Regions from separate parts of the Homo sapiens genome. Here region 1 is linked to region 2. The links are chromatin loops, found by intact Hi-C in ENCODE. Cell type or tissue: OCI-LY7. All regions are shown on one strand. Links, peaks and the distances in the headings refer to the core of each region. The heading gives the core; the rest is flanking DNA. Region 1 holds the start of LOC107986325 (a long non-coding RNA gene). Region 2 has its middle 7.5 kb from the start of FAM218A.

Region 1 (4,402 bases), core at 159-4,158, 1.3 Mb before region 2:
CTGAGTATAAATAAGGACATTTGTTATATTTTTATCTAGCATTTCTATGTTTTTATATTCTGAATGATTTTGGATCATCTCGTCTGCAACATTGCTTGTCTCTAATTGTCTTATTTTCATCTTTGCAATCATGGGTTTTACTGGCAAGGGAGCTGAAGCTTGTGGAGGATAAATGACTAACCCAAGAGTGAGCAATAGGTGGCAGGGCTAAGGCCACGTCTCTCCTGGCGCGGTGCTCTCTCCAACATGCTGTGTCCCCAGATCTCTTCTATGTCTGAAACTTTCTGATTTCAACATAGACTAATATCTATAAGCTCATGCTAATATCTATGATCTCATATTCAGAAGTGAGAATCAAGTATATAAAAATTGATAGAAACTAAAAATCTTTAGGCTTTAATATTAGCCTCTTACTACTAGATTGTTTATCAGAACTTTGAGCTATTAACACAGTTATGTCAAAGCTTTCATGTACTTGAAAAAATGGGGCAGCTAAAAAAAAAAAACTGCCAAAAACATCAAACAGCTGACAAATGCAATCAGCTGTGATACATGAATTTGCATTGTCTAACTGGAGGTTGGACACTGAAAAATAAACCGAGTACTCTCACTACCCTATTTTTCATAGGCAATGGAATCTAAAGGCACTTTCAATGCTGTAAAAGCCTGACAAAATGTTTAAGAAACAAACAGGAAGAAGTTTAAAGCAAAGAACATGTGTAAGACCATCTCTATTTGCCTTTTCCTGAGAAAATAATAAATGTACTCCCACATGTAATTTTCACAGCATATATAATGATTTTGCTGAGAACAGATTGCTCAGTACATTCCCAGATGTATACAGAAGATCAAGTTAATGAAAAGATACTTTGAAATACAGTAACTGGATACTATTTTAAAATAATGTATGCAGTTCATATCAATGATTTTCAAAAAAAATTCTAAGGCAGAGAGGCCCCTTTTTCCAAATTAAACATGACAAAGAATGCTTAAATATAAAAGAGATGAAACTTAAAATGTTTTCTTTGAAGAAATGGAGGAGATTTCCCCAACACCCTAGCCAGTCAGTGCCCCACCTACAGAGAACTCAGCTGCCCTCAGACTTACTTAGGAACAAGCCAGATTCTGTAAGGAGGGGATTTGAATCTAAAAATCATGTTTTAAGTTCCTAACATGCTAGAATAAAGACATTGTATCTGTAGGGTCAATTTATCTAGTGGACACATTATATATAGGGCTTAGGACAGAATAAATCAGCATTATAAATAAACTCTCAAAGATACTCCCCATTTTATTATAAATTTGTCTATAAACATATTAAATTACTTTTTAATAACCATAGGCTACAATAAAGACATTCTATCAGCAGGGTCAATATATTTAGTGGGCACAGTATACATAGGGCTTAGGGCCTATGATATTTTCAAAGGCCCAAGAAAGCATATTGATTTTAATTTTAAAATTAGAAAAATTAATATAATAAAAATGAACATATCATAATGAACCCAGATTAGATTATATTTAGCTATATGCTAAAATAGTCACAAAATACAATTTTAATATTTTTTTGGAGGAGGGGTCTACCAAGGTAAAAGTGTCTAAGGCACACAAAGGTTGTAATTCCGCTGGGTCTATCTTAATGTTGGTTACTGGACACAATGCTATGGCTCTGATTCTAGCAATTTCAGAACAGTCCACAGAATTAAGGCAAATTGATTCTGTCTCTGAATTTTAGTATATGGGAAAATTCCCATGTCACTCTTGATGTCATAATATTTAGTAATGTAGACTAAAATAATGATACAAATGCAAATTACAATGTTTTTTAATTGCGTAAAAGGTTCTTTCAAGGATATGATTGAAGAGAGATGCCGAAAATGCTGCCAAAAATGGGATCTTGCTTTGGGTGAGAACTTCATTAGCTATGGCCTACAAGTTCAGATGTTCTTATGGCAGGATGACTTAGAGGAACTGTCTAGTCTTTCCATCTTAAAAAAAGATTTTTTTCAATGTGCATTTTTAGGCATTAAAGATGACTGATGATGTTCTTCCACTAACACTGTAATTTACTTTTGTTACAACAATTTTTACATATGTGATAACAGTCAGTGTTCGTGTGAAGATATTGATGGAGCGTGTATAGCACTTAAGAAAATAAAAACCTGTTAAGGTCAACTGTGAACTAGTCCCCTTTATTCATCGTCTTCCCTTTTGTTGTGAAATTTTGTTTTCTTTCATAACAAAGAATAGTGAAACCCTAAGTAGAAATCTGACCACTGCCATCTACTGTCTCAGACAGAATAAATCAGTGTTATAAATAAACTCTCAAAGATACTTCCCATTTTATTATACATTTGTCTAAAAACATATTAAATTACTTTTTAATAACTATAGGCCATTAGTTTTACTCCTCCATTGGGCATACCAAGATAATCTCTCAGAGGTTAGAGTTTTTGGATGAATGCTGAGGAGGATACTGTACCCAGTGGGTTACAATGGGTAACACTTCTACGCCCCTTCAGGCAACCATCAATGTTCATGCCACATGCAGACGTGCTCACTAAAATTCTCCTGTGGGAAGTTGAAAATGTCTTCTTTAATTACTGTTAAGCATTGTATATACATCATCACTCTAAATATGGAGAACAAGCCTCAATAGAAGGCCCAAGTCATTAATATCATTGCTTCTGTCTAGTTTTAAAGTACTTGGTTAACCAGAGCATCTGAACCATTTGTTCACGAGTCTTCTGAAAACCATAACGTGTCATTTGATACTATCACGTGGTTTGATAAAGTTTTGACCTTGATAACATACGGCTTTATAATAATATATATTTTTTCCATTACATGAGCTTCATCTTGTAGGTGATTCTGAAACTGATTTTGAAGGAGTATTTGAGCAGTAAAAAAGTGCATTTTATTTTATTGCTCCTAAGCAATTCTTCCACTTTTTAGTTACACCCAACCCCCTCAAAAGTTCCCAGTGTCAGTGCTGTTTAAATGTTGCAGCAATAGGGATTATTTCATGCACTTATTATCCAGAATTTTTTAAGGAAGTACATGTTCAAACACACCATTTGCATCTCCATAAATATAAAACAACCATTTTAAATAGCAATAGCTCATCCTTCTTGAGTTGACTGCTGTGTTTACTCTCAATGAATGGATAGAACATTTATCATGGTCTTCATTGTTCAGTTTATTTTCAGGGAACAGTAGGATCAGACAGAAGATGTCTTGTCACAAGAAATTTTCAGATTTTTTTTTTTTTGGCCTATTTTCAGGAGACTTCAAGGTTCTGCTTTATACTTCCTGTTTCTAACCACAGTTATATGTTCCCATTTTAAAATGTAATTTAAAAACAATTTAGAATTCTAGCTTAACAAAGGTAAATAGAAATGACACTAAAACTGAAAAAACCTTGCATTTTTGATGTTCTTGTGTTATGCGTGGACTCTGAGGACTCTAATCTTTTTGAGAGAAGGGACCATTTTAATCTTCTATCTATACCCTGCTTTGTTGTTTAATTAATATTTGGTGGCTAAAATAATACGGGAGAAATTTTATCAGCAAAAAATTTGTTCAAGAGTATTTTTTTTAAAGCTAGTAGTTTGTTGGGTACAAAATATTTTCTAAAAAAATCCAGCAGTGTGACTGCTTGCAGACATTCTGATAAGGCACATCATGAAGTTCTTTTTTTAAAAAAAAATTTATATTTTCAACTTTTATTTTAGATTCAGGAGGAAAGGTGAGGTTCTTGAACTGCAGGTGGCAAAAAGAAGTTGTGCTGGAGCGTGGCATTATCATAAATGACTCAAGCTGCATTCTTGGCTGAAACTGCAAGGCTAGAACCAGATGACCCACCAACAAGTGAAAAGCACCACATTTTTAAATCACTAACTACATTTGATTTTTTTCCCTTACAGTGATATCTTCGACAACAACAAAAATACCATATATATTAGAAGATGTTGAAAATAGTGTTCTACAGATTGAACATGTGAGTCATAAAACCTTTTATTGACATCAAAATAAACACATTTATTTTCCATAATCTTCAGTTAAGATTGGAATTATGTGAGAAGTCTCTGGAATAATGGAATATTCCAGGGGAGATCTCTGTCAGTTTTAGGGAATTTTACCTGGTTATACCACTGCATAATGTCCATTATTATACAAACTTTTTTTTTTTTTGAGATGGGATCTTGCTCTATTACCCAGGTTGGAGTACAGTGGCATGATCTCAGCTCACTGCAACCTCCATCTCCTGGGTTCAAGCTATTCCCCTGCCTCAGCCTCCCGAGTAACTGGAATTACAGGTGTGTGCCACCACACCCAGCTAATTTTTTGTAATTTTAGTAGAGATGGGGTTTCACCATGTTGCCCAAGCTGGTCTTGAACT
Region 2 (4,402 bases), core at 160-4,159:
CCTCACGGTCTCAATTGATCCTCCTACCAGAGCCTCCCTAGTAGCTTGGACTACAGGTGTGTGCCACTATGCCTGGCTAATTTTTTTTTTTTTCATAGACATGGAGTGTCGCCATTTTGTCCAGGCTATCAGCCTTTTCAATATCGTTTTCTACTGGAGAACATCTAAAGTATATAAAATAGTAGCAAAATTAGTGCAACAAACACTGTGTATCCACTTATAAATTTATATCCCAATCCCTATACTTTGCAATAGTTTGAAGCAAACCCAGGATCACATATAATCTTATGGGTAAATACTGTACTACGAGTGTCTGAAATATAGAGCCTCTTTCAAATATTAAGCTCATAATATCATTATCAGAAATCATAACTAGTGAATACTTACGAGATTGCCTCTATCTCAATGGACTTTATTTTTAGAAGTGTTTATATAGAAATAAGGAAAATTATTAGGTAGTTATTTTCATTGATATACATGCTCTTCAGTGCTTTAGTATCTTATTCTTTTTTCTCCTTTTGAAGTTGAAGAAAACTGCTTTATTGTTCTGTTGAAAGTCTCAGTTGGGAGTATTTTACATGGTCATTAGTTTCCATCACCTCTTGTAATTGTGGCCCTTGCTGAGAAAGACAAAGAAAGAGTCCAGCTTGAATTTGAGTAAAGGAGGATCTGGTGCCAAGGGGTCGGCAGGTGCCCTGTGACCTGCCTCCCCCTGGAGCTGCTTCTAGAGCCAAAGGGAAAGAAGCAGACACAGGCTTGTGAAGTGCTTGCAGGAGACAGAACGCTGAGGAGGCACCAGCTTCTCACTTTCCCTCCTTCCTGGAGAATCACACCTTCTGCAGGGAGTCTCCCCACACAGATCCCTCCCTGCACCATGGCCTTTGCAGCCTCTCTGGCTGAGCTCCAAGCAGAGGCCAGCTGCCCCATCTGCCTGGATTACATGAAGGACCACTCATTGTGGGCACAACTTCTGTCGCTCCTGCATCCACAAGTGCTGGGAAGACCTACAAGATGTCCTCCCCTGTCCTGTCTGCCTCCGTCACTGCCCTGATGAGAACCTCAGGAGCAACACCCAGTTGTGCCACATGACTGATATGGTTCAGCAGCTTCTTACCATGAGAAGCAAGAGGAAATGGCAGGAAGAGGAGCCCCTGTGTGGGAAGCACAGTCAGCGTCTGGCTCTGTTCTGTGAGAAGGGCCTGGAGCTGTTGTGTCCCCAGTGCAGGGTCTCCTCTGACCACCAGTATCACCGCCTGATGCCCATTGAGCAAGCTGCAGCCAGAAACAGGAGAAAGCTCGAAAGCTACATTAAGCCACTAAAGAAGGAAACTGAACATGCCAAGATGCGGTGTGAAGTCCCAATTTTGAGTTCTCTTAATGTGAAAAGGAAGATGGCAACATGGAGGAAGGAATTACAATCTGAATTTAAAGAAATTAAATATTTCTTGGTAAAGAAACAAGCTGCAGTTCATGCAAGATTACTTACTGAAGAGAAGGATGATAAAGAAAAACTCACTGAAAACCGAAGACAAATTTCAGACCACTTATCCACACTACAGAATCTCTTAAATGAAGTAACAGAGAAGTGTTTTCGGGCAGACCTGGATGTGCTGACAGGTGTTGAGAACACCTACAACACATATGACAACCTGAAAACCCCTGCAGTCTTCTCATACAAATTAAAGAAGGAGAGTTTGAGTTTCCCTCCACATTATTTTGGCCTGCAAAGAATTATAAGCACATTTCAAGAAGATTTGATGCTAGATCCAGAAACAGCCCACCCTAGTCTTATTATCTCAAGAGATAGAAAAAATGTGATATTTAGGATGAGGAAGCCACACTTTACTGATAATCCTCCGTCATTTAGTTTTTACCCAGCTGTCTGGAGCTGTGAGGGCTTTGATGCTGGGAGACACTTTTGGCAAGTAGAAGTGAGAGGCACAGGTGCATGCTCCCTTGGTGGGTGTAAAGAAACATTTCCCAGAGATGGTCTTACATCACCAACTCCACAGATGGGGTGCTGGCAAATTTGACCATTCTGTAGTTCATGTAGTACAAGGAATACGGAAGTCCTGCAAATTGGCGTTTTTCTGGACTATGAATTGGGAGAAGTTTCATTTTATAATTTAAAAACCAGATCATATGTTTACACTTTCACTACGTTTACAGAAAAGCTTATGCTTTATTTCTCTATTGCACCTTTTTCACAAGCTGTTATAATCATATTGTCATAGGCTAATGATGAACTACTTAGAGCACCCTTTGTATGTGGCTATCTTTTCTTCCTGTGTTCTTAGAGGGCATTTGTAAATGAAGCTTCTTATTCTATGTGTATGTTTGACTGCTGGTATTTTTGGGGGGACTCACTCTTCTCTCTTCCCTTCTGCCCACCCTGGGCAAGCTGATGAGAAAGCCTTGGGTGCTCCCTCTGTTGGTGCAGGTGGGAAGTTCAGACCTAGCAAGCCCCTGGTAGTGAAGGACCCTCTCAGTAGCCCCACCCATGACCACCATCACAACCCCAAACCTGTCTCCTTTCCCTGCTTTCTCAAGTCATTTTTGGACCAACTGTGTAGACACCCTGCTCTCCCCATAAACCTCATTACATGAGTAAGAATCCATTTCACACAATCTTGGAGGTGTGGCATTAGCATTAGCAGTCTCAACACTGAACCAAATTGTATGCAAACTGACCCCTACAATGGGCATTGTGAGCAGGATTATCCAGATGTTGGCTGCCACCTTCAGGGAATTGCTGTTTTAGCTTTGCTTTGCTCACTGGCTCTGTGCCCCATGACAAGCCTGAACTTTCAGCTCAGCTGCTTTGTGCTGCTTTTATTGAGTTCGGCTGAGGCTCTTTGAGAGATTTCTCTGACCTAGGTCAGTAATTTAGATAATATTTTGGTATTTAAGAACAGGAATATGGACTCAGATCCCTTTTAATGTCTCCCTGAGTCATGCATCTCAGTCCAGACATATTGCTGTGTCTTTTATAATTTAAAAAACAAATTCTGTGTGTATACTTTCACTGATATGTTTACAGAAAAGTTATTTATCTATTGAAACTTCTTCACAAGCTGTTACAATCGGTATTGTCATGGACAATAATCACGTTAAATGATTATTATGTATTGTCAAAGCATAATCACATTAAAAGGAACAACCCATAAAGTGTATTGCATGTCTACAAAAAAAGAATAAAAAATAATGGACATGAAAGTCAGAGAAATCAGGAATAAAGAGAAAGAAAGATAAAACCAAACTATAGATTCAAGGAGAGGATCAAAAAAAAAAAAAAAAAACTGGAACAGAAGTTCCTAATTTGCAATTTCCAGTTGAATATGCAAAATTTATCAAAAGAATCTGCACAACACAGAAGATTTAATGGTGCTGGTTGACTTTTCCTTCTCTATAACTTGGATGGTGATTGAACCTCAGCATCTGTTGAAATGAATCAGTTGGAAAACTCATAGATGTAATCCTTTGCCTCTAATTAGTTAACCAGGGATCCCTCTGATTTTAAATGATGAAGCCTCTATTACCTTAGTGATGTTACTGAACATAAAATGGAGATAAAAGAGGTATCCCTTAACTATGAGAATCACTGGTTTCCCTAAATTTTCCATGATCAGAGCACACACTGGGATGATATATCAAAGAGAAAAAAAGAGATAGGATAAGTAATAAATGCAATTACATTAAGTCTTCTGAATTTTCAAACTAGCTTTACAAAATGGGATCCAAAGGATGTTCCTGACCCCAGTGAAAAAAAGATAATATGACTAAATATTAGCTAAAATAGGATACTCAAGAATTGAAACCCATGATACAAGACCTAGGAGTGATTATCTCACTGTTTCTGGGTTCAACCCCAATTTTGTGTGTTGTTACACTTTGAAACAAGTATGACATCTCAGAGTGAATTGATAACAGCTTTAATCGGATGATCTCTCCCAATGTTATTGACATGATTTACTCCATCCAATCAGCAAGTGGTAAATATCTGGCTACTAAAGATTTGGCTAGTTTTTTTCAGGCCTATTTCTACAGCTTCCTGGCCATGCTTTCCCTTTACCTCAAAGGAATTTTATGCATCTCTACCCACTAATCGTGGGCACCTCAGCAGTCTTGCCTTTGCACACAGACCTTGTAGGGAAGATTCCAACTTCATTCAACTTCTTCCAGAACAGCAGGTATGATTTACATGGATGACATTCTCCTCCATGGTGATCCATTTGAAACACTCATTCAAGCCATGAAAATACTCACAAAAGAGTTTACACAAAGGGAATGGGTCATTTCCCCCATACAGTGCAAGCCTCTTATTCGATTAATTGCCTGAAAATTATTTGGTAAACTGAAAGCAACTCCATCTCTGACACTGTGGAGAAACAGCTATAAAACC

The links. Peaks named below come from ENCODE experiments on the same cell type or tissue, not always from the same donor. Only the 100,000 strongest peaks of a DNase experiment are listed, where the experiment ranks them.
Region 1: it touches region 2 in a loop (5-fold over the local background); 1 of 110 quality-filtered maps calls a loop at or near these places.

The regions. Positions count from the first base shown.
Region 1 is chr4:163,663,450-163,667,851 of GRCh38, forward strand. All of the region lies in intron 5 of MARCHF1 (membrane associated ring-CH-type finger 1), which reads right to left. LOC107986325 (a long non-coding RNA gene) reads left to right here and starts at 3,926. Exons shown (of 3, transcript XR_001741915.3): 1 at 3,926-4,000. RefSeq lists a silencer at 110-159 and an enhancer at 770-849. In OCI-LY7, for the core only: CTCF peaks have their summits at 220 (motif pointing right), 2,280 (motif pointing left) and 2,483; DNase peaks (open chromatin) are centred at 222, 572, 2,252, 3,262 and 3 weaker places; H3K4me3 peaks cover 2,874 bases; H3K27ac peaks cover 3,972 bases.
Region 2 is chr4:164,947,205-164,951,606 of GRCh38, forward strand. It overlaps the pseudogene LOC391711. Among named protein-coding and RNA genes, the nearest start is that of FAM218A, 7.5 kb to the right of the region's middle. In OCI-LY7, for the core only: a CTCF peak has its summit at 2,414 (motif pointing left); DNase peaks (open chromatin) are centred at 1,937 and 2,417; H3K4me3 peaks cover 331 bases; H3K27ac peaks cover 1,429 bases.